Regions from separate parts of the Mus musculus genome. Here all the other regions are linked to region 4. The links are chromatin loops, found by intact Hi-C in ENCODE. Cell type or tissue: left cerebral cortex. All regions are shown on one strand.

Region 1 (5,000 bases), 240 kb after region 4:
AAACATCTAAATATATATACTCTTTGGATTCTATATATTCTTAGTTCTTTGGATTTTTGTTTGTTTGTTTGTTTGTTTTTCGAGACAGGGTTTCTCTGTGTAACCCTGGCTGTCCTGGAACTCACTCTGTAGACCAGGCTGGCCTCAAACTCAGAAATCCGCCTGCCTCTGCCTCCCAATGCTGGGATTAAAGGCGTGCGCCACCACCTCCCGGCTTCTTTGGATTTTTTTTAAAAAGAGAGTTGTCCATTTATTTATTTAGTGTATCTGTGAGGTTCTGGCAATGTGCCATGTTGCACATATAGGGGTCAAAGACACTTTGCATAAGTCTGTTCTCTCTTGTTAGCCATGTAGTTTTTGTCCAAGGAACTGAACTTGGCAGCAAGTGTACTTGCCTGCTAAGCTATACTGCATTGGCTCAAAGATTTCCAAATTTTTAATTTAGCTCTTTAATGTGACATATCCTAACTTGACAATGATTACAACTCCAGACATAGGGAAAGAGACACAGCATAAACTGGTTATGGCACTATTTTGTATCTAGATTATTCTGGTGTGTGTGTGTGTGTTTTAGTTCAACAAAATAGACAACCTATTGAGCCAATAGAGATGAGTTTGAGCCAGAGAGATGGCTCATTAGGTAAAAGTGCTTGCCACCACACCTGAAGAATTAAGTTCAATCCCAGAACCCAAATGATGGAAAGAGAGCAAGTTGCCCTCTGACCTCCACACATATTGTGGCATGTGTATGTCTCTATGTGCCAGCACTTAAGACTATGTGCCACGGTGTGGCATTCAGAAGACAACGTGTACGAGTCAGCTCTCTCCTTATACCATAAAGAATGGAACTCAGGTCTTCAGCTTGCCAGCAAGTGCCTTTATCTGCTGAGCCATCTCAAGCCAGGATCCAGGGCAATTGCAACCAGTGAGGGCTGAGGCCTAGCATAGGCAACATTCGCTTTGCTTAGAGTCATCTTCAGTCTGTGGTTGCAGGGATTGGTCTTCTTGTCTATGGATATAGACTCTTGGCTCACTTTTCCCAATATTATTTTTAACCAAATCAATTCTCCATTCTTTTTAAATCTCATCAGCTCTAGGGAAACGTGTGTGGCCACTCACAACATACTCCTAAGTTTCTCGCAAGCTTTAAGAATGACTGGCTATGTGTCATCTTTTTTTTTTTTTAAACTTCTTTTACAACTACTAAAAGTAGTATAAGGCTGCTGTGTTACTTAAGTGAGTTTTCTTTTTCAACGCAGGGAGCAAAGTGGTCAAATGTCTTCTTGATATAATTCCTGAATGTCTGGAAAATATTATGATCCAAGGGCTACAGAAAACAAGCCCCTGGGAGTTTGGAGGGCTGGGGAGGAGTCTGAATGCCTGGGACTTCTGTTCATAATCACCCACACCTTTAATTCAAGAGTTTTCTCTGCCAATTAGCTTCTAGGCTTCAAGGGTACGATAATCGTGAAGTAACGAAAAGAGAAGACAACGGTTAGTGACAGTTCTCCGTGTGTATGACATAAAATGGGGAAACGGGTAGTTTAACCTTTTCCAAAAGAGTGGGATTAGGGTCTTTGTAAAGTCGCAGAGTTTTATTGTTGTCACCTGAGTCCCTGACATGCACGCGCGAACACACATACAGATGGGCATCCCATCCTTAGTCTCCTCTAAGCTTCCTGGATTTTTGTCTCTTTCCGTAAAAGAACAGGAAGCCATGCGTTCCAAAACAGACTCATCTCCTTGGCACAGGGGACCAAATGAGGTCTACAACTCTGACCAGACATTCCAACGGCTTGAAATAGTTGGTTGTCAACTAGCTTTTAATGGTTCTTCTCCAACAACCCCGTGTTTCGCAGATGGCAGCGATTTTTAAGCTTCTCTCCCTCTCTCTCTCCTCTCTCTCTTTCACGAAATATATATAGCTTGTCCTTGACCACTGATTTCCATCAGACACTTCTGTGTGCATTTGGTCTCGGAGTCTGAGGCCAGCCCCTCCATGGCCTGCTCCTTCTCTCCGCACTAAATGCTATGTCTGTCCTTCGGTGATTACGTCACGCGCAGACTCTGGAAGATGCCGAAAACTTCCTGCACATCGGCCCCAAACTTCTCTTAATCAGGCCTTCCATTGGCTGACAGACGTCAAACCGGCGCCCCACGTCCAAGTTTTCGGGGACCATGTGCCTCATCTTGATGGCCACCTGGCCTCGGACTCGGGTTCAGTCATCCCGGTTCCGTCACGGAGGCCTCTGCGGAGAGCGTGCACAAAGCCTCTTGATCCCCTGGGCGGTCTCAGTCTCTTAGTCTCCCGGCACGCGCAAGACTCCGGGCCCCAAAGAAAGGGGCGGGGACCGCGTTGAGAAAGGATCTCGCGAGACTTGACAGATCTGCTGGGAGGCTTCGCTCCGTAAGATCTCGCGAGATTCAGAGAGGCGCTCTGGGAACCTAGTAGGTGGGCGGGCAGACGGGAGCCAGGGAGATGGCGGCGCAGGCTGTGTCGCTCCTGCGGGAGGTGGCGCGGCTGGAGGCGCCGCTGGAGGAGCTTCGTGCGCTGCAGTCAGTGGTGCAGGCTGTGCCGCTGCACGAGCTTCGCGAGCAGGCGGCGGAGCTACGCCTCCGCCCGCTGTTCTCCTTGCTTAACCAGAACAATCGGTGAGAGAAGCACCGGGCTTGGGCGGGTAGGGATGGCTGCAGGGGTCTTTCGGAGAAAAGTCCAGGTTGTCCAATTGCAAGATGTCCACAACTGTGTGTTGCCCGGGTCTTGACGGTTCTCCTCTCCGGAAGGAATCTTCTGCTGATATTGTGGCGGGGTCCACGGCACGCCTTTTAATTTCAGTATCCAGTGAATGCTTGTCCAGTGGAATTAAAATGTACGGAATAACAGATTTGTGAGACAGCAAAACTTTAAACTAGAAACAACCATATTAATAAATCATTAAGGACATAAATTATTGCTGCGTAACGTTGCGCGGCCGATCTGTGTATGTATGAAAGTGTTGAATGTAAAAAAAAAAAAAAAGGAAAATTGTAAAGCTTATGTGTAAATTAATCCACTATATACCCCTTACAAGCGAGAGTAAACTGCATAACCCAGGATTATATGTAGAAGTTATTAATGTGCAACTGGAATTAAAATGTTAGGATAGCAACTTTTGATGAATATGCATCTATAGCATTAAATTAGAAATGTCTTGTATTTGTTAACTTGATCATTTAATGTGCTTTTTGTATTTGAATTTTAATTTGAAAAGATAGTGAGCTCCAGTCAGTCAGCACTGAATGCTTTCAGTGCGCTTTCTTACCTCCCTTCTGCTACATCTCTTACTCCTGCTACGTCTGCTAAGTTGGTTTTAACAGTCAGTATTTTAGTGGTTATTTTCCTTTTCTGACTAGCCCTCACCCTGCAACCAGAACTAATGTCTCAGGTCAGTTGGCTTAGCTTGTCTGTGGAAATCATGATTGTATAGTTTGGTATTTGGGCCCTTCCTGGTAGCTTTCCAGTCTGCTTTTCCAGGCTACTCTCCTTCATTTACTCCACTGAGCGCATCTGTTCCACTACCGTGTTACCATCACTAACGTTCCTAGAGCATGACTTGGCACTTTCTGAACTCCTCTCACACCAGTTCTACTGACTGTGGACCCAGCCCATGTGCCACCTCCCCAAAAAAGTCTTTCTCCAGCTGCAAGTGGCTCTTCGTCAGACACCATAATGACATTATCATTTTTCTGTTTATAATTCTGGATACCTTTCCCTTGTTATAATTCTGTGTGTGTCTTTGTGGTTAGGAAACACATTTGTTCCTCTCTGCATCTGCCCTGAAGTACAGTTCAGGAAATACATGGTAAATACAAGATGAGGCCTACAGCCTTTAAAGAAGGTACTGGGTCCAGTTTTGTTAGTTTGTTTTGAAATAGGATCTTGCTGTATAGAGCTTGTCTTAAACTCAGTATGTAGCTCAGGCTCTCTCCCAGGGCTTCTCCCTAGCCGGCTTTTCATATTGAAAATGAAAAGACTCTGAAAAATCATAGTGCAGGTTGGCAACAGGAACCAAAGTTGGGAAGTTTGGGAATATAGTAAATGGAGAAGACAGTTTGCTGCGTGCTGGGGTGGTATTCTAGGAAGCTTTTTGGTTGTTTTTTGTTTTTTTTGAGACAGGGTTTCTCTGTATAGCCCTGGCTGTCCTGGAACTCACTTTGTAGACCAGGCTGGCCTCAAACTCAGAAATCCGCCTGCCTCTGCCTCCCAAGTGCTGGGATTAAAGGCATGTGCCACCACGCCCGGCTTCTAGGAGGCAGTTTGAATGGGCACTTAGAGCTGGATATGTACTATATATGGCAGTTGCAATATGTTGGAGTGATTCTCCTCTGATAGTATTGCAGTCTCCACACTACACTACTGTTACTAATTTGTTGTCTAGACCACATAAGAAATTCTGCTGATTCAGGTTCTGGGTTTGTTGCTGTAAATCTGTAATCTTGACACCTTGCGTGAGGGAAATTTAACACCTAAGATCACTGATACTCACCATAGAAGTCCAACAAGGATGACTGACTTACCACCTTTAGCTTGCTTGGCAGCTAAGGCTCACATAGGACCTGAGACAGTTTATACACAATACACTTTAAACCATCACTGCTTTTAAAAATTATTTTAAGAGAGAGAGAGCAAGCATGTGTGTGCTCGCTGGAGTGCATGTGTGGGGACAACTTCAGGGAATCTATTCTCATCTTCCAATTTGTTGAGGCAGGACATCTGGGGGTCTTTTTGTTGTTTATTTTCCCCCTTCTCCCCCCCAACCCCCATCACCACCCATCAGACTCCTGGCCAGTGGCTGTCAACTGTCCTAATGCTACAACTCTTAGATACAGTTCTTTGTGTTGTGGTGACCACCAACCATAAAATTATTTCTTCATAACTGTAATTTTGCTACTGGTGTGAATTGTAGTATAAATATCTGTGTTCTGGTGGTCCACCCCACAAAGAGGCTGTGACCCACAGG
Region 2 (5,000 bases), 270 kb after region 4:
AGTCAACATAGCCAAAAGGATGAGCCCCAGGTTCAGTGAGAAACCCTAGCTCAAAAAAGCAGTAGGGTAGGGGCTGGAGAGATGTCTCGGCAGTTAAGAGCACTGACTGCTCTTCCAGAGGACCTGCGCCTGGCTCCCAGCAACCACTACAGGAGGCTCAAAGCCATCTGGAGCTTTGGCTCCAGGGTGTTTAACACTCTCTTCTGCCAGGCAGTGGTGGCACACGCCTTTAATCCCAGCACTTGGGAGGCAGAGGCAGAGGCAGGTGGATTTCTGAGTTCGAGGCCAGCCTGGTCTACAAAGTGAGTTCCAGGACAGCCAGGGCTATACAGAGAAACCCTGTCTTGAAAAACCAACCAACCAACCAAACAAACAAACAAAAAACCCACTCTCTTCTGCTCTCTCTGGGCACCCTCAGAAGGGACACATGCATGCACATGTGCACACACAATTCCAGCACTCAAGAGGAAGAGATACTGGGATCTCTGAGTTTGAGGCCAGCCTGATCTACAGAGAGAGGGCTAGTGTAATATCCAAAATAAGTTCAAGACCACCCAGCCTCTTCCCCTTTGAAGGGACTTTCAGAAACATAGTGGTCAAAATGACTGAGTCTGTAGCTACCAAAACAAAATGAGCATCAGTGAATGAGCAGATAAAAATCAGAGCTAGTGAGTCACTCAGCTGGCAAAGGCATCTGCTGCTGAAATTAATTCAAAACCGAAGTCTGGTCTCCATGGCCACATGGTAGAGGGAGAGTGCTGCTGGATTGTTCTCTGGTATGCTACACACACACACACACACACACACACACACACACACACGCGCGCGCGCGCATGCATGCATGATTTAAAAAGAAAAAATGTGGGTGGTACTCACCCTTAAGAAAGCACTATCAACAGGCGGTGGTGGCATATGCTTTTAACCCCTGCACTTGGGAGGCAGAGGCAGGTGGATCTCTGAGTTCGAGGCCAGCCTGATCTACAGAGTGAGTTCCAGGACAGCCAGGGCTACATAGAGAAACCCTGCCTTGGAGAAAAAGAAAAGGGAGAAAAAAAAGAAAGAAAGAAACAAAAGGAAAAAAAATCATCCTTTGCAGCAGCACAGAGGAACAAGAGGACATCGTAGTGAGTGCCATAGGCCAAGCACAAATGACAACTACAGCTTCACTCACATATGCAGTGGAAAAATGCCAAGCTCGGGAAACATATGGCTTCTAAATTCTGGGAGGTGGGCAGGGAGTCATCAGTCAAGGGCCCTGTTAGCCAGGGAGCTTGAGGAGAAGCCGACTTCCCGGGAGGTAGGCTTCACGTAGTTTCATTGTGGGAAGCAAGGCTATTGAAACTTTTGTGAGTAGGGGCTATAGAGTGAGTGTACATAATTGGTCCAGACCTAGGTTGCCTTATCTGCAAGACGAGGAATTCTAGCTGCCACTGGATATGACCTTGTAAGGGGAAAGGAAGTTTAACCTGGCTACCAGGCTACCTGACCTCCTCTGCCGAGGCAAAGTCGGGGCATGGAACAGGCATGAGTCCTACTCATGCCCATCTCAGGACAATATATCCCGGATTTGGACATGATTTAACCCAACTCTTGCTTCAGGCCTGCTTCCCCAGCTTCATAGCTCCCCTGGCCTTACAAGTTCAGTTTGACACGAGTAAGTTCAGAAAATCCAGGATACTTCACAGTTATACTAGTTACTGTGTGTGTGTGTCTATGTGTATGTATGTATGTATGTGTGTGTGTATGTGTATGTGTGTGCGTGCTGAGAGAACACACTTTTTTTTTTTTTGCAAAAAGTATGTAAAGGGTCTAGAGAGATGGCTCAGTGGTTAAGAGCACTGACTGCTCTTCCGAAGGTCCTGAGTTCAAATCCCAGCAACCACATGGTAGCTCACAACCATCTGTAATGAGATCTGATGCCTTCTTCTGGTGTGTCTGAAGACAGCTACACTGTACTTACATAGAATAAATAAATAAATCTTTTTTAAAAAAGTATGTAAAGAGGGGTTGGAGAGATGGCTCAGAGGTTAAGAGCACTGACTGCTCTTCCAGAGGTCCTGAGTTCAATTCCCAGCAACCACATGGTGCCTCACACCCATCTGTAATGAGATATGATGCCTTCTTCTGGTGTGTCTGAAGTCAGTGACAGTGTACTCACATACATAAAATAAATAAATCTTTTTTTAAAAATTAAAACAAGGGGCTGGAGAGATGGCTCAGTGGTTAAAAGTACCACTGGCTCTTCCAGAGGTCCTGAGTTCAATTCCCAGCAACCACATGGTAGCTCATGGCTACCTATAACGAGATCTGGTGCCCTCTTCTGGCCTGCAGGCATGCACACATGCAGGCAGAACACTATATATAATAAAGAAATAAATCTTTTTTAAAAAATTAAAACAAAGCCGGGCCTGGGGGCACACACCTTTAATCCCAGCACTCGGGAGGCAGAGGCAGGCGGATTTCTGAGTTCGAGGCTAGCCTGGTTTACAAAGTGAGTTCCAGGACAGTCAGGGCTACACAGAGAAACCCTGTCTCAAAACAAAACAAAACAAAACAAACAAAAAAGAGTTTTAGGGTCATTTTCCAGGACAGCCAGGGCTATACAGAGAAACCCTGTCTCGAAAAAAAAAATTAAAACAACAACAAAAAGTATGTAAGGAAGCATATATGCTAAATAAATGGATTCAGGCGTTCCGAATATGTTCTAATTGTATGTCACTTGTATGGGTCAGTGAGATGGCTCGCTGGGCAAGGGTGATTGCTGTCAAGTCTGATGATTTGAGTTCCGTCCTAGAACGCACATGTTGGAAGGGAAGAAGTGACTTTTGGCCTTCATACATGTCCTGTGACACACATATTACACACCTGTGCATGTGCGCACACACAATAAGTATTTTTTCAAAATTAGAAAATACACTCTGTACATCATAATATATGTTATAATGAAATTTAATGTTTTGTCTTTTCTGAAAGATTTTATTTTGAAAAGTATCACACCGTCCTATTTTAAATGACTTAAACATCAAAATCAAGATGTCAAGACTGAGTACATCAGAACACTAAGAACATCTTGTGGGTTTGCTAGGTACGAATAGATTCAGAGAAGTTACCTAACATGGGCCCAGAGAGTTGCCTTCTGTAATAGGAAAACAGCACTTTAAGAAGAAGACATCTAAAGCCGGACAGTGGTGGCGCACTCCTTTAATCCCCGCACTCGGGAGGCAGAGGCAGGTGGATTTCTGAGTTCGAGGCCAGCCTGGTCTACAAAGTGAATTCCAGGACAGCCAGGGCTACACAGAGAAACCCTGTCTCGAAAAAAACAAAAAAAAAAAAAGAAGAAGAAGACATCTAACAGCGAGTGAATACTAATTCCCAAAATACACAGCATTGTCTTTTGCGCTCCCCGTGTGAAAATGCTTGAAGCTGTCAAGGTATGTCAGAAGCTTGCAGGAAATGAGCCCGTAATAAGTCTCAAACAGGGAACACTCCTTCCCATCACTCACTTCTTTCCATGCCAGGGAAGTTTCAGCATCTGTAACTTCTGCAGATGTAAAAATGAACTTGTAGCAGCATCTGTTATATGTGATGTGTCTTTCCCCAGAAAACCTTGAACTGTGGATAGGTATAAGGCCCACGGACTTAGCACAGATCCCTACAAATACATCGGCGGGCACCATAACAGGTGCTTCATTCAAAACCACGTACACCATCCGAGCCACATCTTGGGACAGTATAAAGGCCTCACCACTGCAGTAGTCTGGGTAGTATTTTTCGGGGTACTCACTAAGAGAGACAAATTCTTGACTATGGGGGTCTCTGTTAGGTATATCCTGATGAATAACTCTTCCTAAATAGATACCTTCCAGGTGACCTTTCAGATTGAGAAGATAGTCTACCAAGCCTGGTAGATTGATAAACATCTCGTCAGCTTTGAGTATGAACAGGGCACTGGGGCAGAAGGCCACAGCCCACTGGGTCATTGAGATGATCTTCAGTGTTTGGTTTTCAGAACTGTCCAAGAAGATCCCTTCAATGATATCATTATTCTTCTGAGACTCCGCATCTATCTCTTCTTGAGTAGTTACCAATGCTGGCATTCCCAGAGCAAACAGCGTGAGAATTGGGTAGCCTTGGACAGTGGTCACACTACCCCAGGCTTTCCTGATGAGGTCCCGTCTTGTTCCATTCCCTGGGCTACTGAAGATAAGAGAGAGCAGAAAGATGGTTTTCCCATTACAGACCTCCGGCTGGTTTAGGATATAATACTTGGAGGGATTACCTCTTAAAGGTTCCAGGTTCAATTTTCTTGCCTTGTCCTTAATGTCGAGAATTTTCATATCTACATGAGGCAAAGAATGTAAGAAATATTCTTCTACAAAGTCAGCTCCAAAAAGCAATGCGTGAAACAGTATGACGTTAAAGAGAATGAAACACCACTGGTGAGTCCGAAGTCGGCAGAGCGTCACCTAAGTGAGAAAAGGAGTTATGTCCCTTTAAGCTCCATTCCCATCCCTGTTTATTCCATCTGCTGACTCCTGTGTGGGCTTCTTACGGTCCTTAGCAGTACATTCTATTCTGTTATTACTTCTCTCCTCTACTGGATGGCTGTCTCCCGGGTCACGAGATTATGTTTCCCTCTTCTCCAGTGTTACAGAATTGAGTGTTTGCCAGAAAGTGAACCCCCAAGCCCAACATCGGCGGTTGTTCACCTCCTTGTTTGGATGAGAGATTTTATATTTATACACCAACTAGATGCTATGTGATACAAAGAAAGCGCAGGCACTGGAAACACAAATATAGTTCTTGAATGGGAACACCTGGGTCAGTTTCCTCTCTGATTACAAAGGTCAAGAACTGTTTTCCATGATGTGGTTGCTTTGGGTGTCTCCTGATGGACATTTACATTTTAGTATAACTTTCCATCTAATCTAACCCATCTGACACGTCAGTCAATGTGAGCAGATTCCTATTATCTGCAAAGAGCATTCTGGTGCCCAGCT
Region 3 (5,000 bases), 320 kb after region 4:
CCCCCCCCCACTAACCATCAAAATAAATGTAGCGGTGAATGTTCTGGCCCTGTACTGTAGTCTGAATCCTAGACGTAAGTTCCTAGATTTGATGGAGGATCCAAGCCTGGGAAGTCTTTTAGTGGATTTTTTACAATTATGAGGCTTAATCCGTGTATTCTGGAGGGAGACATCGTTGGCTGTTGGCCAGGGTGTCCCTGTGAATTCGATAGTGCCCTATCTATCCCCGCACCCTCCCAGGCTCTGTCTGAGTCATCACACCCCCCTTTGAAGGTGAGAACTATAGTAACCCTGGCTTTAGAGTAGAGAAAACTGAGGTTCGAATAGGTGAGGTGACTACCCTAATGCCTCCCATCTAGAAAGCACTGAAGCCCACACTTGAACACAGGCACTTGCTCACATATGATAGTAATTATATCCTAAAGCGTGAGTATGTGTGCCAGGCCTTTCATCCTTTGTGAGGAATGGAAGAACATTCTCGCACGGCCTCCTGAGCATGCCTTCCCTTTGGCAGGTACACTTTGACTTGCCCTGGAGACAGGCCCTGCCCTCGAGTTGGCCACAGCTGCTCATATTTCCCCCCAGTTGGTGATGCCGAGAGCGGGAAGATCTTCATTGTCGGGGGAGCAAATCCAAACCAAAGTTTCTCAGATGTACACACCATGGACTTGGGTAAGATCAGTGCTGTAGAGCATTCCTAAGAACACCAGCCCTACTGGGTATCGTGGTACAGTTCTTGTGAATTCTTGCATGATAGCCCCTGGGAGTTTGAAGCTAGCCTGGTCTATATAACAAGTTCCAGGCCAGGAAAACATAGACCCTGAACAACAACAACAATAGTAATGACTCTGAACCATAATAACAATAAGAACAACAACAGCAATAAAATGTCTTAGTTTGGGTTTTATAGCTGTGACCAAGGCAACTCTTCTAAAGGATGACATTTAATTGGGGCTGGCTTACAGCTTCAGTGTTTCAGTCCATTATCAAGGCAGGAAGCACAGCAGCATCCAGGCAGGCATGGCACTAGAGGAGCTGAGAATTCTACATCTTCATCCAAGGGAAGTCAGGAGCAGACTTGTCCTCAGGCAGCTAGGAGGAGGGTCTCAAAGCCTAGCCCCACAGTGACACACCTCCTCCACCAAGGCCACACCTCCTCCACCAAGGCCACACCTCCTCTACCAAGGCCACACCTCCTAATAATGCCACTCCCTGGGCCAAGCATATTTAAACTACCACAAATAATAATACCGACTCAGACCAGACAACAGAGTTTTCCTCTTAAAGAGAAGAATATATTTGTCCCTCCGATCTCAGCTGACCTTTAGCATCCTTGTTTGGAGAAGAGTCTGTGTCTTAGGGTTCCCATTGCTGTGAAAAGACACAATTACCATGGAAACTCTTATAAAGGCAACCATTTCATTGGGGCTGGCTTACCATTTCAGAGGTTTAGTCTGTTATCATCATGACAGGAAGCATGGCAGCATCCAAGTAGACATGATGCTGGAGGAGCTGAGAGTTCCACATCTTGATCCAAAGGCAGCCAGGAGGGGACTCCTTCCACATTGAGTGGAGCTTGAGCACTAGACACCCTCAAAGCCCACCTATACAGCGACACACTTCCTCCGAGTCCACACTGCCTAGTAGTACCACTTCCCATGGGCCAAGCGTATTCAAACCACCACAGTCTGTATTGAGCCCTGGCAATCCCGAAATTGGTTATGTATTAACAGTTAGGAGGCATCATTTCTCCTGCCCTCATTCTAATGAATGTCCTGGCTTTGACTGTCTCCCACTGTGTTTGTCCCTTTCCGTTCCCACCACAGGTCCCACCACTGCTGTCTTTTCACTAGCCCTGGAATCATTCTCCCTCTGGTCTGCTTGCCTCCATGTCAGCTCACTGCACAGTGCATGTCCCATACCCATGCAGAAAGTGTTGCTCTTTGGTTTGGACAAGGGTGGTTTTTTTTGTTTTGAAGCAGTCTCATGGGGCTGGGGCTGGACTTGAACTCACTGTGAGGCTGACAGCATGACCTTGAACTTCTGATTCTCTTGCCTTTACCTTTCAAGTATGTATCTGAGCCCCTTCACCTGGTCTATATGATGGTGCTGACCAGACCCTGCCTTTGTGTGTGTGAGGCCAGTGCTCCACCAGCTGAACTGCATCCATGTCCCCCAAGCCATCGCTCATGCTGTTCCCTTTGCATGAGGAGGTCCTCTCCTTCCTTGTCATCTCTCTGTGGTCCCTGACTCAGTGCCCCTTCTGTCTGGAAGCTAGCACTCCAGCTCTAGACTGGTTTGGATACCATATTCCTCCATATCCATAGAGTCATATACTCTCCCATTTCCTCCTTCCAAGATCTTAGTGCATCTGATTATTTCCTGTATGTCCCACAAGAGCTTAAGAGCCTTGGAGAAAGAGTGAGACTGTTTTACTCATAATTGTATCCCCAGCCACTGCTAGAGCATATATCCAGGGCAGGCACTTTATGTTTAGATGAATGAATGAATGAATGAATGAATGAATGAATGAACAAAGGAGCAAAGCTATGAATAAACTATTATGATGATGTGCTATATGCTGCTGTACAAAAGGCAGAAGTTGAAAATTGGTGACCACGTGAAAGTGTGGCCATATAACATTTCTGTTATACTATATGTATGTAAATATACTTATAAATATATAGGAATGTTTATATGTTAATAAATTATATATATGTATATATATGTATATATATATATATGTATATATATAAGTTTTTGAGACAGGGTGTTTCTCTATAGCCCTGGATGTCCTGGAACTTGATATGTAGATCAGAGTGGACTTAAACTCATAGAGATGCACTTGCCTCTGCCTCCCAGTATTAGGAGCTGGGATTAAAGATGCATGCAGGGCTGGTGAGATGGCTCAGTGGGTAAGAGCACCCAATTGCTCTTCCGAAGGTCAGGAGTTCAAATCCCAGCAATCACATGGTGGCTCACAATCATCCGTAATGAGATCTGACTCCCTCTTCTGGAGTGTCTGAGAACAGCTACAGTGTACTTACATATAAATAAATCTTAAAAAAAAAAAAAAAAAGATGCATGCCAACATCCCCTGTCCAGGTATTATTAATTTCTTCATTACATCTATTATTTTGTACATGTGCATAGTACACATGGAGATTAGAGGACAAAGCTGGCAATTTTTAAAAGATTTGGTTTTAGGGTTTTTTGTTTGTTTTTGTCTTTATTTTTGTTTTTTGAGCCAAAGTTTCTCTCTATAGCCTCAGCTGTCCTGGAACTTGCTCTGAGAACCAGGCTGGCCTTGGACTCAGAGATCCACCTGCCTCTACTTTTTTTTTTTTTAAATTTATTTATTGATTATATGTAAGTACACTGTAGCTGTCTTCAGACACTCCAGAAGAGGGCATCAGATTTAATTAGGGATGGTTGTGAGCCACCATGTGGTTGCTGGGATTTGAACTCTGGACCTTCGGAAGAGCAATCGGGTGCTCTTACCCACTGAGCCATCTCACCAGCCCCTGCCTCTACTTCTAGACTGCTGGTGTTAAAGGTGTGCATCACCACCTGGCAAGATTTGTTTTACTCTTTTTATTTATTTATTAAATTAGAGATGATTGGTCTAAAGAATTAGTATAAGAAATATCTTTTATGTGTATTAGTGTTGATCTCCATGTCTGCATGTGCACTGGGGAGGGAGTTGAATCCTTTGGAACTGGAGTTATAGAGAGCTGTGTGCCACCATGGTGCCAGGACCTGAGCCTGGGTATTGTAGTGCTGAGCTGTCACTCCAGCCCATTATTGTTTAATGTCTGTGGAGTATGTGCATGTGAGTGCCCGGGGTTGTGGAGGGGCAGAAGCATTCCATCCCCTAGATCTGGAGTTCCATACATGCTGGGAATTTCTGCAAGGTTCGAAAGTGCCCTTAACAGAGCCCCTCTCCTGCCCTGGTTATGTCCATTTTTATATGCACACTTGGTCTGTAAATAATTCAAGTTTGAAACAACAGAAATGAGGCTGGAGAGATGGTTCAGTGGGTAAAGGTTTCTGCTCCCAACGCTAATCTCAGTTTGTTTCCTAAGACCCACTTGGTGGAAAGGAAGAAACTAACTCTCAAAGTTGTTCTCTAACCTCCACACAGGAGCTGTGACACAAATGTACACACAAATACACACAAACACACAGAAACACGCACACACAGAATAAATAGAATGTAATTAGAACATTTTTAATTGCCGTAGTTGGGCTTCTCATGATAATTTTCAGAGCATCAATACTCTTGCATAGGTACATCACAATCATTTAGACCTGGGGTGTCACCTCTCGCTGAGGCTCCCAGCCACAGTTACCACAGACTCTTGTTTATACTGTCCAGATACTTGAAACTCTACTCCCAGCATGAGGCAAAAAAAGATGCCTTGACTCTTTTAGATACCAAGGAGCTTCCCTTCCAGCTCAGTTATGTCACGTCTGTCTGTCAGTCCATCCTAGCCTCCAGTTCTCTATGTAGCCCAGACTGGCTTCATACTCACAGTCCTTCTGCCTCCACTTTCCATGTTTTGGGATCCTGGACTTGTGCCACCATGCCAGCAGCTATCAAGTGCCATAGTGACCTTAGCAAGGCCATCTGAACCCCAGTAGCCTATTAAATAGAGGTACTAACCAGCTTCATTTACAGTTTTGATTAGCTAACAGTGTGATGCCTGTAAGGTCCTACATTCGTGACTTGCTAACTAAAAGGATGAGCTAGTTTTGGCATTGTTACTCTATTTGCCCAGAGATTTGTTAAGGAGGGGGTGGGGGGAGGAAGGGAGGGAGGGAGATTTCATAGAATCCAGGAGTGTTCTGCAGAATCTAAAAACAAAAAGTCGTAGCCCACACTGATGAGAGTGGAAACTAGATCCAAGTGGCCCGTGTCAGCCAAGTCCCATTAGTTACAAGTAGAAAGTTAGTGTCAGACATATGTCACTGGACTCTGAACGGGGAAGAAGAGACAG
Region 4 (5,000 bases):
GGCCATCAAAACCTGTAAGAGTTTCCGAGGTCTTTAACAAGGCTAAGTCTCCACAGCTACTGAGAGTGTTACATTCTCTCTAGAGCTATCAGATCATATGCTGTCAACGGGAAGGCTATGGAATAGACTCTGCCCACACTTCTCCAAGCTTATGGACCAGTGCTTCCTTAACCTCTGATCAGCCTCCACAGAAGGAGACCTGGAAGGCCTGTCATTGACACATGCTCAGCTCAGAGTGTCCCTAGTTACTTCTTTTCTCAGTTTATCAGCTCAAACTTTTCACAGGTCCTTTCCATACAAGGTCACATACAGGAATATTTGACAACCAACACTTGTAAGCACTCTATCCTCCCAGAAGCTGGTCTGGGACACCATGCTCTACTGACATAACCCTGTTCTACTCCATGGCCTCCTTTGCTGGCTCATGTTCCTCTACTTCCTCTAAATGTCAGCGCTCCTCCACAATTCCTTTTTGTTCCCTTTAAACATCACCTTGGGCAACCTAATGTAGACCCTCAGTTCTCAAACGTACAGCTAATTTTTAGGAAAAAAAATATTTAGTGAGATAGTATATTAAGTAGTTTTCAATCCAATGACAAGTTGGTATCAGAAAAGGATATTGTAATAGAATGTTGCATACAAATCTTTATATAAGTTGAATTTGGCCTGAGGCTGCTTTCCTTTGGCCTTGAGTTTCCCTATAGCCAAATACTACCTTCATGTACAAAACGAAACTGAAAGCCCAGTTTAACAATATACTTTTGAAAAAACTAGCTGAGTGTGGTATCAGACCATCTTCAAATAAGACAAATGCTCATCTGCAACCAACGAAGCTGTCCTTGCAGATTCTATTTCTGTCCATAAGTGCTGTCCATTCTCAGAACCCTGATTCACTGAGAGGGTCAGCCTATGAGATAGTGTGTGTTTCTACATGCAGACTTCACAGGAGCTATGGCAACTCAGGGAGGGAAGCAGGGGTGTGGAACCATCACTTAATCTTTCAGTGATCCAGGTTTCTGGAACCCACTGAATACTTCCCTAATTCTATAGGAATCATTACTTAGAAGTAATAATTTACTAATCAGGGGAAGTAACATAGGACCTCATAATAATTTAATGAGGATTTGATAAGAATAATTCTAGATGGTTTATAATTTCAGATTTTTTAAGAGAAGACTATGATGTAGGATACAAAATAATTGAATTGTCTAGTGATATAGAATGCACTGCAACCAGAGACATGGGAGCCAAATAAACCCTTTCCTCCCGGAGTTGCTTTCTGTCACAATGTCTTACCACAGCAATGGAAACCTTAACTAAGACATCTAGGAAGTGGTTAAGGGACATGCCCAGAGCCCCAGTGAGATGGCTCGGTGGGTAAGGGCATTTTCTGTGCTAATTTGACGTTCTAAGTTCTGTATCTGTAGCCCACGGAAAAGTGGAGAAAACCCGACTCCACAAAGTTGTCCTTTGCCCTCCATATGCGCATCACGATATGTGTCCCGTGTCCGTCCCCCCACCCCCATCATCCACACATGCTTCAAAAAGGAAAAAAGGAACAAGCTCAGAGTCACAGAACTGAGGTTAAACAGCAGAGCCCTCAGGACCGCCAGCCCATCTCCATCGCAGTTATCCCGCAGACGGTGACACACCCCGGCACTCTTCCCTCTCTGCGGGAACCTCATCCTTCTAAGCGCCGCACCCCAACTTTGCGACTCAGCAGCGCCCCGACCTAGGCTGTGCACGCCTCTCCTCCCCTGCCCTCCCTCCCCTGCCCACGCCGGCCCCGGCCCTCCTCCTTCCCGTCCAATCCCCTTTCCAAGCACACTCCCCCGCCCCGAATGCGTCCGGAGCCGGCACACCTCACGCTGGACCAGGGCTTTCCGGCCTTTGCCGCCCGCCACCCAGGCTCGGTCCGGACGCCGAAGTACACTCACCGCCTCAGCACGGGAAGGAACGGCCTAGCGGGAGGGGCGAGGCGGAGACGCCGGGATACTTCCCCTCAGGAGACCGACAGCACAGCAGCCATTTTGTTGTGTTGTGCCGGTTGCCGAGAGGGCCAGCTTGGTGTGGGCGGGGCTTGTTATCGCCACGCCCCCGACACGGACTAGTGGACGGGACGGGGCGGAGGCGCTTCCCGCCACCCTTGCCGCCTCTGCGCGCGCTCAATTTGGGGGTGCGAAGCTTCCGGGTATGAACCTGGCGGGCTGTGGTCAGCCCTCTGGGCGCCGAGTCTGTGAGGAGAGATTTTTTCCACTGAAGCAATGGGGGAAGGCTTACGTTCCTCTCCCTAAGGCAACAACCGGAGGAACCAGTATGGAGATGTTCACAGCATTCGATCTTGGGATGATGGAAGGCAGGCCTTGAGCTCTCCCGTGTCTCGATGCACACTATCCTTTACGCGACTATTTTGGAGGCAAATTGTCATACTTGGAAACTGATCGAGCCGGACGTGGCTGCACCTCAAGACTGCTTGGGCTCCAGTGACCATTCACTTGAGCTATATGATCCTAGGATTCACAGTCCAAGAGTGCCCCTTATGTTAGTACAAAAGAACTAAAGCAAGCATTTACAGAGACTTGAGCAGATCATGCCCCAAAGAGCAGCCTTCTACTGTATTTCCTAATTGTCTGCACCATGTGCTTGCGGAGGCCAGAAGAGGGCATCAGATCCCACATAACTGCAGGTACAGACCTTTGTGAGCTGCCATTTGGGTAGAGGAATCGAACCTGGGGCCTCTGGAAGAGCAGTTATATGCTCTTAAGCACTGAGCCATCTCTGCACCCTCTCCATCATCTTTCTTAACTACCTTGTTCTCCAGTCAGGCATTAACGTTTCCTTTCTTTACCACAAACTTCCTGGCTCATTTTTCTAACACTTTTACAAATTTCCTTTCTGCCTCAATTTCTACTCTCATGTAACATATAATCGTCCCCATTTCCAGCAGTTAACCTTAATGATTTGAAAGAACTTAGAACAGTAGCTGATAAGTCTAATTTTTATCATTAAGCAAGACTTCTTAGAAGTCAACTTTCATCTTAACTCTGAAAGAAGAGTTTAACCAAGGGCAGGTGTTTGCTTGGCAAAGAGAACAGCTTGTACAAACCCCAGGAAGGATTGGGAAAGTTGGCAATGAGCTGGACATTAAGTAATTCAGGGCGGTTTGAAGAAAACATAAGTAATGCACAAATGCAGTTCAGTATGAATTATGCAAACGTCTGGTGTGGTGACGCTAAATATGAAGGGGAACCTTTTAAGCAGCATGAAGCCTGTTTGTAGAAGCTGAGGTCGTTTGACCTAATGGGAAGTTCTGATCATTTCCAGCAGGAGGCACTATTGGATCTGGTGGGCATGGTCCTCTCTTTCTCCGCAACTTTGCAGCACAATTTTTGGCTGTTGGAAAGCAAACTCTATGCAAAGATCTATTTAACCTTGAAAGGACTTTGGACCTATTTTCAGACAAAGTTCAGATGTTAGGTATTAGTTCAGTGTACATTGGTGAGATTCTGGTCTTTGGTACTTGTCTTTCAGCCAGAGACTTGGATTAATTGCACAAACTCATGATTGTTTTCCCTAATCTGTAATGGCATTCAGATGAGTTCCATCGTCAGATTACACTGTGCCAGAGTCAATTCATCAGTCCAGTCAGTAGTCATCAAAAAGTACACACAAAATCCAGGGGTCTCTCTCGGAACACTCATTTTTCTCTGCTTTCATGTTGCCCTATTTTCCTCCTTTATAGAGATATAGTAACTAACCTTCTCTGGGTCTAGCATGGTGGAAATCTTGGTTGTACCTCCAGCCTCAGATACTTGCCATGATTATTAATAGTCCATCTTAGCACACTGGAAGAGGCACCCCCAACAAGAGTAAATATACAAAAGAGTGAGGGCAGCTCACATTCCATGCTAATTTATTCCCTGGTATGAGCTGTAATTTTTCTGGATTACATTTAGATTACAATATAGATATTAGCTGGGGAGATGGGAAGGCCATCTGGCTTCTGGCTGTGACTTGTCTCCAGGGCTGGAAGATGAGCCAGGGCACAGTGACTTAGGTTTTTCAAGATCTTTTGTCCAAACCCTGGCAAAGCTATTGAGATTGCTCTTCTTGGATTCTCTTACGAAATCCACACTAAATACTCTGAGCATCACCTTTAAAAGAGAACCAGAGGAACTTGTCAGGCAGAGTCGGCCAGCTTCCACCATTGCCATTACTGTGACTTCCTAGTGTGACTTTAAAAATTGACTAAATTATGGCTATATTTTGAAATAAAGCTTGTTCTGTTATTTGGAAATCTCATACATTCATGTAGGGTATTTTTTATCTGCCTGTCTGTCTATCCCATTGGGTATTTTTGTTGTTGTTTTTTTTTTGGTTTTTTGTTTTTGTTTTTGTTTTGTTTTGTTTTGTTTTGTTTTGAGTCAAGATTTCTTTGTGTAGCCTTAGCTGTTCTGGAACTAGCTGTGTATACCAGGCTGGCCTCGGATTCACAGAGATCCACCTGTCTCTGCCTCCTGGGTGCTGGGATTAAAGTTGTGCACCACCACCACCCAGCTATGGAGTAGTTTTTGATCAAACACAACCCCCTCATTTCCTGCCCAGTTCACCGGCACACACTTTTCCTTCCCAGATTAATGTCTTGTTTTGTTTTGTTTTTCTGTAAAGCCACTGAGTTTATTTAGTGCTGTCTGTATGCGTGTGGGCATTAGGGTTGTCTACTGGAGCATGGGTAGACTCTCAGGGGCCTCATCCCTGCGAAAGCTGAGTCTTCTAACACCCATCCATTGCCAATACCTCCTCAGCTAGGCTGGAGGCTTGATTCCCCATCCATGCTGGGATTTTGCCTGACTTGCTCATTTCTGCTTTTTACCCTCAAGTCTCACAGAGTAAGGTACAGTTTACAAACAAAAAATATTTTCCATGATAAATATAAATCCTCTCTTAGAGGCTTGCGAGTGTAGACATGAGAAAATGACCTGATTCTAGACGAAAATATC
Region 5 (5,000 bases), 200 kb after region 4:
TGTTCATAGCAGTTTCCATCACTAATCAAATTAGCAATTTCCCTAAGACATGAGGGAAACATGGGATGCTTATTAATCTGCATGCCACCCTTGCACAGGGGCCAGACTAAGTTTCTCTGTATCATTCAAATTTTAGTATCTACGTTGCCTAAGGGAGCACTGATCGTTTTTTTTTTTTTTTTTATTACTCTATGTGTTGGTTTTTCAGGACGGACATGGTTTCTCTGTGTAGTCCTGGCTATCCTGGAACTTACTCTGTAGACCAGGCTGGCCTCGAACTCAGATCCACCTGCCTCTGCCTCCCAAGTGCTGGGATTAAAGGCCTATGCCACCACACCTAGCTAGCACTTCTTATTTTTTTAACCTGGATTATTATTATTTTTTTTTTTTTTTGATCAGTCCCTCCTGAAATTCCCTCCTCCTGAAATACGGGCCTCTCTGTTACTGTATCCTGTCCAAATGCTAGTTTCTCCATGGACCTTAGCCTGTAAACCACTGTGAATGACACACAACCTTTTTGGTGACATTACAAGTCTCCTGTCTTTAGTATGTCAACACCTTCTCACTTCACACACTGCTTTGGAGTTTACCAAAGCACCTGCTCCTTCTTGAGCCTATGTTAACCTCTCTCTAGGCCACGGCCCCGTGAGGCAGAGTAGTGTTGCCCCCGCTTTGGAACAGATAGGACGGGGTATATAAATAAACCTTGGGGGCTAGCTTACCCACAATCCCCCTGCTCAGAGGCAGAACTGGCCTCATAGCAACAATTCCCTAATTCCATGCTAAAGACCTTTTTTATATAAAAGTGTTACCCCTGTACTGGCTGCCTCACCAGATTGCAGGCCCCATTTCTCTTACTTGCCTTTGTGCCCAAAGCCAGTTGTAGCCCTACACAAGAGAACAGTGGATGAATACAGACTAGACAAAGCACGGTATTTACCTTCTGCCCACCCATGGGGTGACAGGGACTTTGCATACAGTGCCTCTAACCTTCCCAACAGCTGGACAACTAAAGTGACACACTCAATCTCACATCCAGGAATAGGTGGCGCCAGCCTGTGAGTTACAAAGCCAGGCTTGCTCTGTTGTCTCTGTCCCTGGAATCCTAAAGGTGCCTCTGGCCAGCCTAGAGGCTCATGACAGAGCTTCCTGTACAGAGAAGGGTTATCTCTGCAGAAAGTGGTGTGCAGCTATGCCTTCCTGGGCTGGAAGAGCCTGTCTGGTGGGGCTGCTACCAACTTCCTTTCCAGGCTCAGCCAGATTCTGCTGTGGGTCAAATCCTCAGGAGGAGCAGTAAGACCCAGAAGTAAAGGGGAATGTGGGCATGTGGAAGAGGACTCCTGTATCTCAAACTGAGGGGGCAGACAGGAGCTGCAGGCCAGACTGCCCACACCCCAGGGAGCAGAGGGCCAATGTGAACCCTGAAAAATGAACAGGGAAGGCTCTAGGAGGAAAGAGCACACCAGGAATGCACTCATCCCAGCAGGGTGTGTCTGCAGGGAGCCATTCGAGCAGGTGCAGTGGGCAGTCCAGATTGAAAGCAGGGATGCAGGTAGGGGGTGTTGACCGACACTATCTCAAGCTCTGGCGCCAAGAGTGCGTCTGGTTCAGGACACTCTGGTTTTTTTCTCCTGGAGGGAGATCTTATCTGATTGGAGCCCTATCCACAAGATCTGTCTTAAGCTTGCCCTTTTCATATTTGCCGTGTTTGTGCACATGGTCTGTGTGACTATCTCTTTTACACTGTTAACTCTACAGTGCGTGACTGGCATACTCGAGTGGGTCTTGTGGTCACTGTGTCGGGGCTCTATGTTGCTGACTTGTGTATGCCTTGCACGTGGTTTCGCGGGAGTCTATGCTGAGGGCAGTGTCATTTGAGTGTTGTGACTTATGGCACACATATATATGTGGTGTGTGTCCTGTGTCTGATTCTCTTAGGCTTTTCCTGGTCTCCAAGGAGTAGTGTGGAATGTTGGTTCTGTAAGATCAAGGTGCTGGGAGACCAACCCGGGTCGTGAAGGGTCTGGGTGTAGTAGCTGTGTGCGTGTGGTGTGCGTACGCTCGCCCAGCCGTGGTTCTGTACAGCTGTGTTTCCGCGTGTGCCCGCTGGACTCGCTGCGCGGGGGCGGCCCCGGGAGACGCTGCGGGGCCCCGCCAGCCGCGGGCTCCAATGGCAAAGCCGGTGCGGCCCCTGCTAATTACATAAGCGGGGACGTCAATAATTCGCGGGAAAACGCGAAAAAGATGGCGCCCCGCGCCCGGGGGGCCCCTTCCTGAGCTCACCGGCCCCTCCCTCCCCGCGTCCCCTCCTCCCCGCGGCGCCCCCGCCCCGCCCCGCCCCCGCCGAGACCCCTACCCCGGCCCCAGGGGCGGACACTCGGCCAGGCAGCCCTGGGCCGAGCGCACCGCCGCCGCCGATGTGCCTGGTGGCCAGACTCCAAGTGGGACCGGCTGACGCGCTGCCTCGCGGTAAGTCCCGCGCTGCGGGCGCCCCGGGAGTGTCCGCGTTTCACGCTTTAATCCCTGCACACGACCCCTCTCCTAGAAACCTAGATTGAGCCCTAGGATCCCCGGGCGGGGGCTGGAGGCTGCGCGCTTGTGGGATGGGGATAGAGATGGAGCCCGAGCGGTACCCTCAGGGCAGCGGGAGTCCCAGCCACAATCCCAACGCTGGCCAGGGTGTGGGTGACAGGTCTCCGTTTGTGGCCGTGTGCCTTTTCTTTTCCATTTAAAGCTATGGAGAGGAGGATAGGCAGGACATTTGGGATTTTGCTCACGTCCAAAGTAAGGCACGATCGGCTGGGAGCGGGAGAAAGTTTGCAATTAGAGCAACTGAGGAAAGGAGTGCCTGAAGCTGAAGGGGACACTTTCTGCAAGCTATCCTCCCCCCTGAACACCCTTTTAAAAAGCCAACGGCCGCCCTGGAGAGGCCTCGGCGCATGAATCATGCGCGCTTCCTGCCCCCGCCCGGCCCCGCGCGCCCAGTGCCGCGGATTTGAACTGGACTCCGACGGGAACCCGCAAACAAGCATTTCTGTGCCGATGGGTTTGAATCAGCCAATCACAGCCCTCGGGGGCCCTCTCCAGGAGGATGGAGGCGGGATGGGGGGGCCACCACCCGGGGGCCCAGCACGGCCTCGGGGGCGCAGCGACCCGGCTTGCCCCCAAAAGCTCAGTGGGGGAGGAAATGTCAGTTTGTGAACCTGCTGAGGCCGGCCGGCCCTGCGGTACTCCAGGCCCAAGCAAGCAGGGACCTCCCAGCTCCCAAAGAGCCAAGTGCCAGGGAAGAGGGCAAAAGTTCTGACTACAGCCCACACCTGGTGCTTGTGCCTCTGCCCTGGAATAAAAGACAGGAGGGAGAGAAGGCAAGAGGAGCTTTACTCCCATCATCGGGAGACCCAAGACCCTGACTATGCCCTGCCGCCCCAGGCCCCTCATATGTCCACGTGTATTTAGTTTTACGTATAGGACTAGCACATTGCCAGACTAACCTTCTCTGAAGAGGCACTCACATGGAAACACACCCAGAGCTGTCTTCTTGTGGGCTGGCAGGGCACCAGGTGCCCAACACCTAGGCAGAGGGAGAGACCCTGAGCAGGAGCGCCCCCACCATCCCCACACACGGCAAGCTGTGTTTGACCTTAGAGTGTATGTATGTGGAGGAATGTGATGCCAGGTGAGCCCCCCGGAGGGGAGAAAGCAATAATGCTGGCCACTCCTGAAGGTTTGGGAAGCCACAAACCTTCTGGAAGATTCCTGGAGGGAAGCTGGGTGTCCTGAGACTCCCCGTACCAGGTGCCAGCCAGTAGTAGCAAGCGACAGGCTCAGGAAAATAGGCTTGGAAAAGATGAATGAAATAATTGATGAAGAAAACTGAGACAGAGTTGGAAGCAGAATACGCTGGGGAATTGGGCAGGATGCTCCAACCATTCTAGGGTGGAGATTTGGAGATTCTCAGGCCACTGCACCAGGAGCCACTGTGGCAGGGAAGCGAAAGGCAGCACTTCAATGAGATGGGGGAGAGCCAGATGTGTTAGGTGCAATGGGAATGGCTTAGCTGCTGTGGGCAGATGTGCTTCAGACAGGTTTAAATGCCCCAGACTGGTTCCCATGAAGTCATCAGTTAATTGAGAATAGAAAGGGGAATTACAAAAGGAGGGCATGTAGCTATGTCACACGGTTCCCATGCCACCTCAAAAGTTTTCAGTACTAGGTGGGCCTTTCTCTGAACACATTTTAGGGGAAACATAACATCTTAAGTGCTTGCATCCTCAGAACTGGCCCACATATGGGACAAAGCCTCAGCCTCCTGGACTCGTAGTGGGGTTCAGATCCATGGGTCCTTTGCGCCAGGCACAGTGGGAAGATTCACTCTCTTAGAAGCAGCTAGGTATGGTATAGAGCCACCTTGACTCCTTGTGAGCCATGGCCCTGCCTCTGGGTCATCGGCCACTTCTCCTTGCGTCTCCTGTTTCCCTATCCCTAGAATGAGATAATAATGTCTCCCTCCCAGAGTTGTCCTGTCAATAAATGCATTTGAGAGCCTTACAGAATTTCAGGAGCAGGTGGCAAGATAAACATTGTTCTTTCTTCTCCGATGTCAGCAGAAGCTAATGGAGACTCAAGCTCTGGAACCAGGGACTCTGGAAGCCTTTGGTGCCACCAGTCCTAACAAGGGGGGCCTGTCTAAGACCAAAAAGAACTTCAAAGACTTGATGTCTAAGGTGACAGAGGGACAGTTCGTGCTATGCAGGTGGACAGACGGGCTATATTACCTTGGCAAGATCAAGCGGGTGAGTCTGCTCTGGTCCTTGGGCCCAGGTTCATGTGTCTTTCTGCTCATCCCTTTTTATCCCTCATGCCTGGAAACTGGAAGTGGAAGGGAACAGAGCTGTCCTCAGGGGCAATGTGGCCCAGCAGGTTCTTCAGAGAACTTAAGCAAGCATCAGACTGGACAGGGTACAGAAGACTCTCTGGCCTGCTCTTCTGTCCTTAAAAGC

The links. Hi-C counts contacts between places; a loop is a spot of excess contacts. Peaks named below come from ENCODE experiments on the same cell type or tissue, not always from the same donor. Only the 100,000 strongest peaks of a DNase experiment are listed, where the experiment ranks them.
Region 1: a loop joins it to region 4, with 10 times the contacts of the local background. A loop is called at or near these places in 7 of 42 quality-filtered maps.
Region 2: it touches region 4 in a loop (2.6-fold over the local background); 2 of 42 quality-filtered maps call a loop at or near these places.
Region 3: a loop joins it to region 4, with 2.4 times the contacts of the local background. A loop is called at or near these places in 7 of 42 quality-filtered maps.
Region 5: it touches region 4 in a loop (2.4-fold over the local background); 2 of 42 quality-filtered maps call a loop at or near these places.

The regions. Positions count from the first base shown.
Region 1 is chr2:34,868,402-34,873,401 of GRCm38, reverse strand. It overlaps Psmd5 (proteasome (prosome, macropain) 26S subunit, non-ATPase, 5), which reads left to right and starts at 2,440. Exons shown (of 10, transcript NM_080554.2): 1 at 2,440-2,652. The coding sequence starts at 2,480. In left cerebral cortex, no CTCF peak of the experiment used is centred here; DNase peaks (open chromatin) are centred at 2,129, 2,363 and 3,509; H3K4me3 peaks cover 2,334 bases; H3K27ac peaks cover 1,661 bases.
Region 2 is chr2:34,837,663-34,842,662 of GRCm38, reverse strand. Gm34653 (predicted gene, 34653) reads right to left here. Exons shown (of 3, transcript NM_001377044.1): 3 at 2,934-4,466. The coding sequence ends at 3,366. Among named protein-coding and RNA genes, the nearest start is that of Gm34653, 7.2 kb to the right of the region's middle. In left cerebral cortex, a CTCF peak has its summit at 2,317 (motif pointing left); a DNase peak (open chromatin) is centred at 753.
Region 3 is chr2:34,790,844-34,795,843 of GRCm38, reverse strand. Rabepk (Rab9 effector protein with kelch motifs) reads left to right here. Exons shown (of 8, transcript NM_145522.4): 3 at 515-672. Among named protein-coding and RNA genes, the nearest start is that of Rabepk, 6.6 kb to the left of the region's middle. In left cerebral cortex, a CTCF peak has its summit at 3,013 (motif pointing left); no DNase peak of the experiment used is centred here.
Region 4 is chr2:35,106,567-35,111,566 of GRCm38, reverse strand. Cntrl (centriolin) reads right to left here and starts at 2,071. Exons shown (of 44, transcript NM_001379274.1): 1 at 1,938-2,071; 2 at 1-12. In left cerebral cortex, CTCF peaks have their summits at 2,637 (motif pointing right) and 3,317 (motif pointing right); DNase peaks (open chromatin) are centred at 2,019, 2,592 and 3,320; H3K4me3 peaks cover 1,495 bases; H3K27ac peaks cover 1,225 bases.
Region 5 is chr2:34,911,410-34,916,409 of GRCm38, reverse strand. It overlaps Phf19 (PHD finger protein 19), which reads left to right and starts at 2,434. Exons shown (of 15, transcript NM_028716.4): 1 at 2,434-2,469; 2 at 4,608-4,793. The coding sequence starts at 4,614. It overlaps Gm24905 (a small nuclear RNA gene), which reads right to left and starts at 160; the gene lies at 55-160. In left cerebral cortex, a CTCF peak has its summit at 3,081; a DNase peak (open chromatin) is centred at 2,118; H3K4me3 peaks cover 1,523 bases.